Linked DNA regions of Homo sapiens: region 2 is linked to region 1. Evidence: read pairs that join two places in POLR2A ChIA-PET (ENCODE). Cell type or tissue: A673. All regions are shown on one strand. Each heading gives the region's core, and the rest is flanking DNA. Links, peaks and the distances in the headings are about the cores only.

What was found. Peaks named below come from ENCODE experiments on the same cell type or tissue, not always from the same donor. Only the 100,000 strongest peaks of a DNase experiment are listed, where the experiment ranks them.
Region 2: POLR2A ChIA-PET joins it to region 1 with 6 read pairs; 2 of 35 experiments call an interaction of 5 or more read pairs at or near these places.

What each region holds. Positions count from the first base shown.
Region 1 is chr3:190,161,828-190,167,217 of GRCh38, forward strand. It overlaps the pseudogene RNU6-1109P and the pseudogene NMNAT1P3. Among named protein-coding and RNA genes, the nearest start is that of P3H2-AS1, 44 kb to the left of the region's middle. RefSeq lists an enhancer at 83-794. In A673, for the core only: no CTCF peak of the experiment used is centred there; no DNase peak of the experiment used is centred there.
Region 2 is chr3:190,096,777-190,102,166 of GRCh38, forward strand. All of the region lies in intron 1 of P3H2 (prolyl 3-hydroxylase 2), which reads right to left. Among named protein-coding and RNA genes, the nearest start is that of P3H2, 21 kb to the right of the region's middle. In A673, for the core only: no CTCF peak of the experiment used is centred there; DNase peaks (open chromatin) are centred at 2,555 and 5,135; H3K4me3 peaks cover 1,533 bases; H3K27ac peaks cover 3,043 bases.

The DNA of each region.
Region 1 (5,390 bases), core at 108-5,107:
GTATGTCGCCTCAGGACCCTGTAATAATTGCATTAACTGCACAAATTGTACAGCATGTGTGTTCGAATATGAAATGTGGGCACCTTGAAAAAAGAACAGGATAACAGCAATTGTTCAGGGAATAAGAGAGATAACCTTAAACTCTGACCGCCGGTGAGCCAGGTGGAACAGAGCCATATTTTCTCTTCTTTCAAAAGCAAATGGGAGAAATATCGCTGAATTCTTTTTCTCAGCATGGAACATCCCTGAGAAAGAGAATATGCGCCTGGAGGTATAGGCTTATAAACAGCCCCCCCAGGTGCGCCTGTCTCTTGTGGTCGAAACTGCAGAAATGAAATAGACTCCAGTCTCCCATAGTGCTCCCGGGCTTATTAGGAAGAGGAAATTCCCGCCTAATAAATTTAGTCAGACCGGTTGATCTCAGAACCCTGTTTCCTGATAAGATGTTATCAATGACAATGGTGCCTGAAACTTCATTAGCAATTTTAATTTCGCCTCAGTCCTGTGGTCCTGTGATCTCGCCCTGCCTCCACTTGCCTTGTGATATTCTATTACCCTGTTAAGTACTTGATGTCTGTCACCCACACCTATTCGCACACTCCCTCCCCTTTTGAAAATCCCTAATAAAAACTTGCTGGTTTTTGTGGCTTGTGGGGCATCACGGAACGTACCGACATGTGGTGTCTCCCTTGGACGCCCAGCTTTAAAATTTCTCTCTTTTGTACTCTGTCCCTTTATTTCTCAAGCCGGCCGACGCTTAGGAAAAATAGAAAAGAACTTCTGTGAATATCGGGGCAGATTCCCCGATAGACTTGGCTTTTTTTCTGAGTAAGCAGTGATATCCAATCTGTTTTTGGGGAAATAAACAAACTTTAAGAGAGTTGGGGCTGGGCATGGTGACTCACTTCTGTAATCTCAGCACTTTGGGAAGCCGAGGCGGGAGGATCACTTGAGGTCAGGAGTTCGTGATCAGCCTGGCCAGCACGGTGAAACCCTGCCACTACTAAAAATAAAAATTAGCCAGGCATGGTTGTGCACACCTGTAATCCCAGCTACTCAGGAGGCTGAGGCACAAGAATTGCTTGAACCCGGGAAGCGGAGATGACAGTGAGCTGAGATCATGCCACTGCACTCCAGCCTGAGGGACAGCGAGACTCTGTCTCAAAAAAAAAAAAAAAAAATTAAGAGAGTGGTACTGAGAAAAGTACCACCAGCATGCATTTATTTATTTATTTATTTATTTATTTATTTATTTATTTATTTATTTAGAAGGAGTCTTGCTCTGTTGCCCAGGCTGGAGTGCAGTGGAGCGATCTTGGCTCACTGCAACCTCCACCTCCTGGGTTCAAGTGATTCTTCTGCCTCAGCCTCCTGAGTCACTGGGACTACAGGCATGCACCACCACACCCAGCTAATCTTTGTATTTTTAGTAGAGACAGGGTTTTGCCATGTTGGTCAGGCTTGTCTTGAACTCCTGGCCTCAAGTTATCCATCTGCCTCGACCTCCCAAAGTGTTGGGATTACAGGCAAGAGCCACCCCAGCTGGCCCATTTAAGTCTTTAATCCATGTTAAGATGGTTTTTATATATGGTGTGAGAAAGGGGCTTTTCTAGTTCTTTTACATGCATTACTAAGTTATCGGCTGGAAGTTTTCTAATTTTTGGATGTAGGTGCTTATGGCTATGCATTGACCTCTTAGTATTGCTTTCACTGTATTCCATAGGTTTTCATATGTTGTAGTTCCATTTTCATTTGTTTCAAGAAATTTTTAAATTTTCTTCTTAATTTCTTCATCGACCCACTGGTCATTCAGGAGCATATTGTTTAATTTCTGTGTATTTGTAGAGTTTCCAAAATTCCTCTTGTTTTATTCCATTGTAGTCAGGGAAGATACTTGACATTATTTCAAGTTTTTTTAATTTTTAAAGACCCATTTTGTGGCTTAACGTACGGTCTTTCCTTTAGAGTGATCTACCTGCTGAGAAGAATGTGTATTCTGCAAGTATTGGATGAAATGATCTATAAATATCTATTATATCCCGTATTAGTAAGGGTTCTCTAGAGAAACAGAACTAATAGGATATATATATATGAGTATATATGAGTTTATTAAGTGTTTTTTTTTGTTTGTTTGTTTTTTTTTTGAGTCTTGCTCTATTGCCCAGGCTGCAGTGCAGTGGCACATTCTTGGCTCACTGCAACCACTACCTTCCAAGTTCAAGCCATTCTCCTGCCTCAGCCTCTCGAGTAGCCGAGATTACAGGCATGCACCACCACACCCAGCTAATTTTTGTATTTTTAGTAGAGACAGGGTTTCACCACGTTGGCCAGGCTGCTCTTGAGCTCCCGACCTCAAGTAATCTGCCTGCCTCGGCCTCCCAAAGTGCTGGGATTATAGGCGTGAGCCACTGCGCCCGGCCTATTAAATATTAACTTACACAATCACAAGGTCCCACAATAGGTTGTCTGCAAGCTTGAGGAGCAAGGAGGGCCAGTCCAAGTCCCAAAACTGAAGAACTTGGAGTCCGATATTCAAGGGCAGGAAGCATCCGGCACGGGAGAAAGATGTAGGCTGAGAGGCTAGGCCAGTCTTATCTTTTCACGTTTTTATGCCTGCTTTATATTCAGTGGAAGCTGATTAGATGATGCCCAACAGATTAAGGCAGGTCTGCCTTCCTCAGCTCACTGACTCAAAGGTTAATCTCTTTCGGCAACACCCACACAGACAGGCCCAGAATTAATACTCTGTATCTTTCAATCCAATCAAGTTGACATTCAGTATTAACCATCACAGGTCCATTTGGTTTATAGTGCAGATTAAGTCTGATGTTTCTTCGCTGATTTTCTGGCTAGATTATCTGTTCAATGCTCAAAGTGGAATGTTGAAGTCTCCAGCTATTATTGCATTGGGGTATACCTCTCTTTAGCTCTAATAATATTTGCTTTATATATCTGGATGCTCCCGTGTTGAGTGCATATATTTTTATAATTCTTATATCCTGTGGCTAAGTTGACCCCTTTGTTATTATATAATGACTTTTTTTTTTTAATAGTTTTTTGTTTTCACATGTATTTTGTCTAAGTATAGCTACCCCTGCTCTTTCTTGATTTCTGTTTGCGTGGAATATTTTTTTCCAACTCTTTATTTTCAGTCTATGTATGTCTTTATAGGTAGGGAGTGTTTCTTGTAGGCCACAGATTATTATTCTTTAAATCCATTCAGCCACTCTATGCCTTTTAATTGGAGAGTTTATTCCATTTATATTCAATGTTATTATTGATAATTAAGGACCCCTGCCATTTTTTTTTTTTTTTTTTTTTACTGTTTCATGGCCTTTTCTTCCTTTGTTCTTTTCTTCCTGTCTTCACTTTAGTGAAGATGATTTTCTCAGTAGGTTTGTTTTAATTTCTTGCCTTTTATATTCTGTGTGTTTTGTTTTGTTTTGTTTTTTTGATTTGAGGTTATCATGAGGCTTGCAGATAATATCCTATAACTCATTATATTAAAGTGAAGAAAACCTAGCACTGATTATATAAACAAACAACTAGCAAACACTCAAAGAGAAAACTAATAAAAACTCTACACTTTAAAAATATGGACTACTTCACATAATTGCATGTTATTCTTTGACAGGGGTCATGGTAATCATCTCTGTATGATTCTACTTTTATTATATGTGGTGCCAACATAAACACTCAATTATTTATGTAAGTAAATTAAATTCTCCAATCAAAAGACCTAGGGTGGCTGAATGGATTAAATAGCAATTTACAACAATATAATTCCTGCAAGAGACTCACTTTAGCCTCAAGGAAAAACATAGCCTGAAAGTGAAGGGATGGCATAAGATATTCCATGCAAATGACAACCAAAAGAGAGCAGAAGTGGCTGTACTTAACAGTAGACAAAATAGACTTTCAGTCAAAACAGATGAAGAAAGTCACTATAAAAAGAGGTCAATTAATCAAGAGCATATAACTATTGTAAATATATAAGCATCCAACTTCAGAGCACCTACATACATAAATCAAATATTAACAGAACTTAAGGGAGAAGTAGATAGCAATACAATAGTAGAAGACTTCAGTACCCCGCTGTCAACAATGGATAAGTTATTCACTCAGAAAATCAGCAAGGAAACAGCAGACTTGAATACCACAATAGATCAAATGTCCTAACTGATAAATACAAAACATTACTTCCAATAGCAGCAGAGTAAACATTCTTCTCAAGCTTACATGGAATATTCTCCAGGATAGATAATATGTTAGGCCACAAAACAAGTCTTAACAAATTTAGGAAGATTGAAATCATATCAAGTATCTTTTCCAACCACAATGTTATGAAACTAAAAATCAATAACAGGAGGAACTTTGGAAAATTAAAACATATGTGGAAATTAAACATACTCCTCAATAACCAAATTACTTTTTCTGGTCAGAGAAGAAATCAAAAGACAATGAAAATGGACTCACAACACATCAAAACTTATGGAGTGCAGCAAAAAGCTTCATTCCCTATGGGGGAAATTTACAGTGATAAATGCCTACATCATGAAAAAGAAAGGTAGAAAGAAAGAAAGAAAGGAGCAACCTTACTTTATACCTCAAGAAACTAGAAAAATAGAGAAAATATGAATCTAAAATTGACAAGAAGAAGGAAGTAAAAATTAGAGCAGAAATAAATGAAATAGAGATTAGAAAAACAATTTAGTCTCCAGAAACACTCGGGCTGGTGGCAGTGAGGGTGTTAATTATAATTTGGATATAAAACCATTTTCCTAGCCCACCTTAGAGAAGACTGTTGCCACGCTAGTTGAAATGGTTCCAATAGCCTCCCTTGCAAGTCACTTCAGAGTCAAAGAATTTTCTTTGTAAAAACAGCAAGGGAGGTGTCACAGTATTCCATTTAGAGCGACAACTTTAAGTTCTTGCCATGGAAAATTCAGAGAAGACAGAAGTGGCTCTCTGTGCTTGTGGTTCCTTTAATTCTATCACCAACAAGCACCTCAGGTTGTTTGAGCTGGCCAAGGATTACATGAATGGAACAGGAAGATATAGAGTTGTCAAAGGCATAATCTCTCCTGTTGGCGATGCATACAAGAAGAAAGGACTCATTCCTGCCCATCACCAGGTCATCACGGCAGAACTTGCCACCCAAAATTCCAAATGGGTAGAAGTTGACACATGGGAAAGTCTTCAGAAGGAGTGGATAGAGACTGTTAAGGTGCTAAGGCACCATCAAGAGAAACTGAAGGCCAGTAACTGTGATCACCAGCAGAACTCACCTACATTAGGAAGGCCTGGACGAAAGAGGAAGTGGACTGAACAAAGACAAGATTCTGATCAAGAGGAATCCCCTAGAGCCAAAAATGAAAGGTGCGCCAAAG
Region 2 (5,390 bases), core at 212-5,211, 65 kb before region 1:
AGAGTGGGGTGAATTGCTAAATTTCAATCTCTTCAGCTTGGAAATACCACCTATCAGAAAAGATAAAGACAGCATCATGAAAAGACATCTTTTTATGAAAAGATAAAAGCAGCGTCATGAGAGATGAGAGCCTTGAAAGAGAAATTTATTAGTTTGTAGCTTTGTGTCTACAAAGAACTTCAAATCTGAACAGACAGCAACTGTGACATTTTGGCAAGAGCACTGGCCTTGGAGTCAGGAAACTTCTCTACTGAGCCATAGTTCTGCCACACTTGAGAATGGACAAGCCATTAAACCTCCGATTTCTCACAGGGCTCTCGTGAGGAAGGCAAGACGTGTGTGATGAAGTTTCAGAGCATGAATTTCAGAGCATAATGCAAACATGAGAGGTGATTATCTTCCTTCTCACTGTAATTCTCACCATTCAAAAGCAAGGAGAATCAATGTGAAACTGAGTGCTGGAACATATCATGCAAGTACTGACTCTCACAGATGTGATGCATTACTAAAAGTAAAACAAACAAACAACCAAAAAAACCGCTATGATTTCCCCAATACTGATTCTTCCCATATATTTGAAAATCAGAAATAATGTTGCTGGTTCCTCATATATAGTTCAATAAAGAAGTCAATAAGAGACTGACTTATACCTACAAACAAACAGACTGTGGACTGAAAAATAAAACAAAACGATTCCACCTGTTATGACATGAAAAACAATGAGGCCCCCACATACTGTGCTCTGGGGCCAATTCAGACCTCCCTCACAGGTACATATTCCCCTTCTTTCTTTCTGCCTCAGGTATCATATCTACAAAGTCTTACTTGAAAACCTAATTTTTATTGTTGTTGGATTACCCACAATAAAATTATTTTATTGTTGTTGGATTGCTACATAATCTTTGGCAGTGGATATTATCATAAGAATTCAAAACAAGAAGCTGCAAATATTCTAACCATTGGCCTTATCAAACAATTCCTACTGGAAGTGTTGTTTTAAGCAGCAGCTTTCATCCCCACGCCCCACCCCCGCAGGATAAAGGCATGCATGAGTCTGGAATGTATTAAAGGAGGTCAGAGGCCTTAAACCTTTCAAGGCCCCCCAAAAAACCCTACATATGCTCTCTGTGTCTGCACTATCCATGTCTAATTTATGTAAGCGCAATAGCATTTGGAAAAATACTTTAGGTCACATTAAGCCTTATGGCTAGTATGGATATTGTCATTGTTAAAGTAAAAATAAGCAATTACTGTGGTGAAAAATAAAAAAACATTTTATGAATATGGTAAAAGTAATTTTTTAAAAATGAAACAATTTTAGGTGATGCAAATTCTCATATGAGAAATTACAGTCGTGTAAAATGTATACATTTGTATACACTACATTTGTATAGAACTTGAACATTTCAAAATACTTTCCTTAGTCCTTATTGCATACGTGTTCCATAATCAATATTAGTAGCCCCCATTTTACAGAAGGAGAAACTAAGTTTCCAAAAAATGTATGACTTTTGCAGGGATCTGTGGAATCGCTCTTATTGTTTTATAATCAGATTGTGTACAGTTTAGGTTCCAAATGACAATAGGTTAATCTCGTGCTACAAAATTAAAAATTAAGAGATGAGGTCTGAAAGTGACAACAGTCATAATTTTCCGTAGTTGCTATAAATGAGACAGGATAATAGATGATAGATAGCCCATTAGAAAAATGATAATGATAGCACCAATAACAATTATTATTTACTAGGGCTTACAATAAGCTGTTACTATTCTAAGTGCCTAACTTGTATTCACTAATGAAATCCTCGCAATGCCACTGTCACTTACCCCTCCTTTCTGGATGAGAAAACAGAGGCAAAAGAGACTTTGAGTAACTTGCCCCAAATCAAAAAATAGTGTCTCGTTTATTTCTCTAGATCAGTGTTTCTCAAAATACATTGATCATTCATAATTTATTACACGGACCACCAACAGTTTCAGACTTAACAATGATTTGATTTAGGTGTATTTCGCAGAATTAAAATGCAAGTTTAATTATGATTTTCTTAGCAATTCCATTATATTCTTAATAATTATGACATTCTTAAGGTCATACAAGCTCTTCATTGGATTCTTCCAGGCATTTTCTGTCACATACCACTTAGTTGTCAAGGTTTATTTGATCTTGCTAACTTAATATTGTTGATACAACGCTGTTTACTTTTATTACATTTGCAGTTTTAATGCCATTGCTGTATTTTGCTATAGCTGTGCTTTTTTTTAAGAAAAAGGGTTCTTTCATGATTTACTGAAGCTTAATAGTAGATATAAGAATAATAACAAATACTAGATCTAAAAGTAATTTAACTAATAAAAACATTTTGTCAAGTTTCACTTCTTGCAGCAAAAATACTTACATTAAATATTATTGCCAAGAAGCTAGTAAAAAATGCCTCAACATGAACAACAAATTATGCGTGGAACGAAGAATAAACTTCTGGCAAAACTTCATTTTCAAATGACGCTGTAGGATATCACATAATGTAATACAATACACACAATGAGGAAAGACAATTACTACCACATGTTTAGATACAACAGATATTGCTTTATAGTCGGACAAACCACGAGAGAAGAATTACACTTGGACAACGGGTATATATGCAGGGGGAAAGTGTGGAATAACTCCTTTTTTCTTTATCACTAAAGCTTTATATCTTTATAAAGGTTTTATCAGCAGAAACTTCTTGTTTCTTTATCACATAGCAAGAAAGATTCTGTTGCTCTGGTTTAATTCACAATATTGTGTAAATCAGAACATGGATGTGTTGAACCAAGGTTGGCTGAAATAAAGAATGATACAGAACTGACCTTTTTTGTGCAGCAAAAAAGCACATTTCTAATAAGAAGTCTTACCTGAAAGACAATCTATAAACTGCTTTATTCATAGAAAAAAGATGGTATTAACAATATATATCTTGATCTTTTTTAGCATTATGGAAAATAAGGAAAATTGTGAAGAAAGTTGAATGTTAACCACTGGTTTACACCATTTCAGAGCGGAGTCTGCAGAACTGTGTGGCAGGTACAATACCTTTATCTAAGAGGAAGAGGTACTGAGGCTAATTGTAGAATTGAGTGATGAAAACTAAAATATTTCTTCAGAACCCTGACACTGCTATAAAATACCACTTCTGGCTGGACATGGTGGCTCATGCCTGTAATCCCAGCACTCTGGGAGGCCGAGGTGGGTGGATAACCTGAGGTCAGGAGTTCGAGACCAGCCGGCCCAACATGGTGAAATTCCATCTCTACTAAAAATATAAAAATTAGCCAGGTGCAGTGGTGGGCACTTGTAATCCCAGCTACTTGGGAGGCTGAGGCAGGAGAATTGCTCGAACTGGGGAGGCAGAGGTTGCAGTGAGCCAAGATCACGCCATTGCACTCCAGCCTGGGCGACAAAGAGCAAAACTCCGTCCCCCGCCCCCCCCGCCGCCCCCCCCCCCAAAAAAAACACTTCTATGATTGCATAAGGCTTGCCAAGGTCATTTTTCTCTGCAATGTATTCAATATTTTATATTACCTAAGCTTATTATCTTAATGTCTAAATGTCACAATTTTTGGTATTGAGGATAAGATACTAGGATTTATTAAAATGAGGAGTGAACAACTGCTGAGAGTTTCATAGTTTAGTAGCATTTAATAAATTTTTTTATCAGTGGAAATATTCTGCCAAATATTAAAATATATTGAAGCTGGCAGAGACTTCCAAGATTACATATTACAATCACCTCATTTTGTAAAAGAAGACTCTGAGGCCAAGAAAAGGTTAACTATTATAAAGCCCTACAGAGTTAGTAACATAATTAAAACTAGAGCCACACTTTCTATATTCCTCACTCTAATACAGTTTCCAAAATGTTCCACCCAATTTCATGCTATTATTCTCAAACTGACATATGAAGTTGGTATCATCATGAAAGGTCTGTCTTTACAAAACTATGATCAAGTGCAGAAAATGGTGTTTTTGAAGTATGTAAATACAGGCATACCGCTTCTGATTGTGCTTCATTTTATTGCACTTTCCAGATATTGTTTTTCACAAATTGAAGGTTTGTGGCGACCTTGCATCAGGCCACTTCTTTCAGTGCCACTTTTCCAACAGCATGTGCTCACCCCATGTCTCAACGTTACATTTTGGTAATTCTCACAATATTTTAAACTTTTTCATAGCTACCATTACTGTTACGATGATCTGTGATAACTGATCTTTGATGTTACTATTGCAGCTGGTTCGGGCCCCACAAACCATGCCCATATAAGATGGCAAACTTAATAGAAAAATGTTGTGTGTGTTCTGATGGCTTCATCAACTCACCATTCACCTGTCTCTCTCCCTGTCCTCAGGCCTCCCTGTCCCCTGAGACACAACAACACTGAAATTAGGCCAATTAATAATCCCACAATGGCTCTAAGTGTTCAAGTTAAGAGTCACATATCTCTCACTTTAAATCAAAAACTAAACATGATTAAGTTTACTGAGGAAGGCAGGTCAAAAGCCAAAATAGAATAAAAGCTAGGTTTCTTGCATCAGTTCACCAAATCATGAACGCAAAAAAAAAAAAAAAAAAAAAAAAAAGCGATTGAAGGAAATTAAAAGTGCTACTACAGTGAACACATGGATAAGAAAGTGAAACAGCCTTACTGCTGATATGGAGAAAGCTTTAGTGGTCTGGATAGAAAATCGAATCAGCCACAACATTCCTTAAGACCAAAGCATAATTCAGGGCAAGAGTCAAACTCTCCTCAATTCTGTGAAGGCTGAGAGAGCTGAGGAAGCTATAGAAAAACAGTCTGAAGCAAGCAGAAGTTGGTTCATGAGGTCTAAAAAAAGAAGCCGTCTTCATAAACATGAAAGTGCAAGATGACGCAGCAAGCGTTAATGTGGAAGCTGCAACAAGTTATCCGGAAGATCTAGCTAAAGTAATTAATAAAGGTGGCTGCACTAAACAACAAATTTTCATTGTAGATAAAGCATCTTCTTGGAAGATGTCACATAGGACTTTCTTAGCTAGAGAAAATGTTAATGCCGGATGTTAAAGCTTCAAAGGACAGACTGGCTCTATTGTTAGAGCTAATCCAGCTGGTGACTTTAACTTGAAGCCAATGTTCATTTACCATCCCCCAAATCCTAGGGCCCTTAAGAATTATGATAAATCTACTATGCCTTTGCTCTATAAATAGAATAACAAAGACTGGATGACATCATATCTGTTTACAGTATGGTTTACTGAGTATTTTAAGCCCACTGTTATCTGCTCAGAATAAAAGATTCATTTCAAAATATTACTGCTAATTGACAATGCTTCTAGTCACCCAAGAGCTCTGATGGAGGCGAACAAAGAGATTAA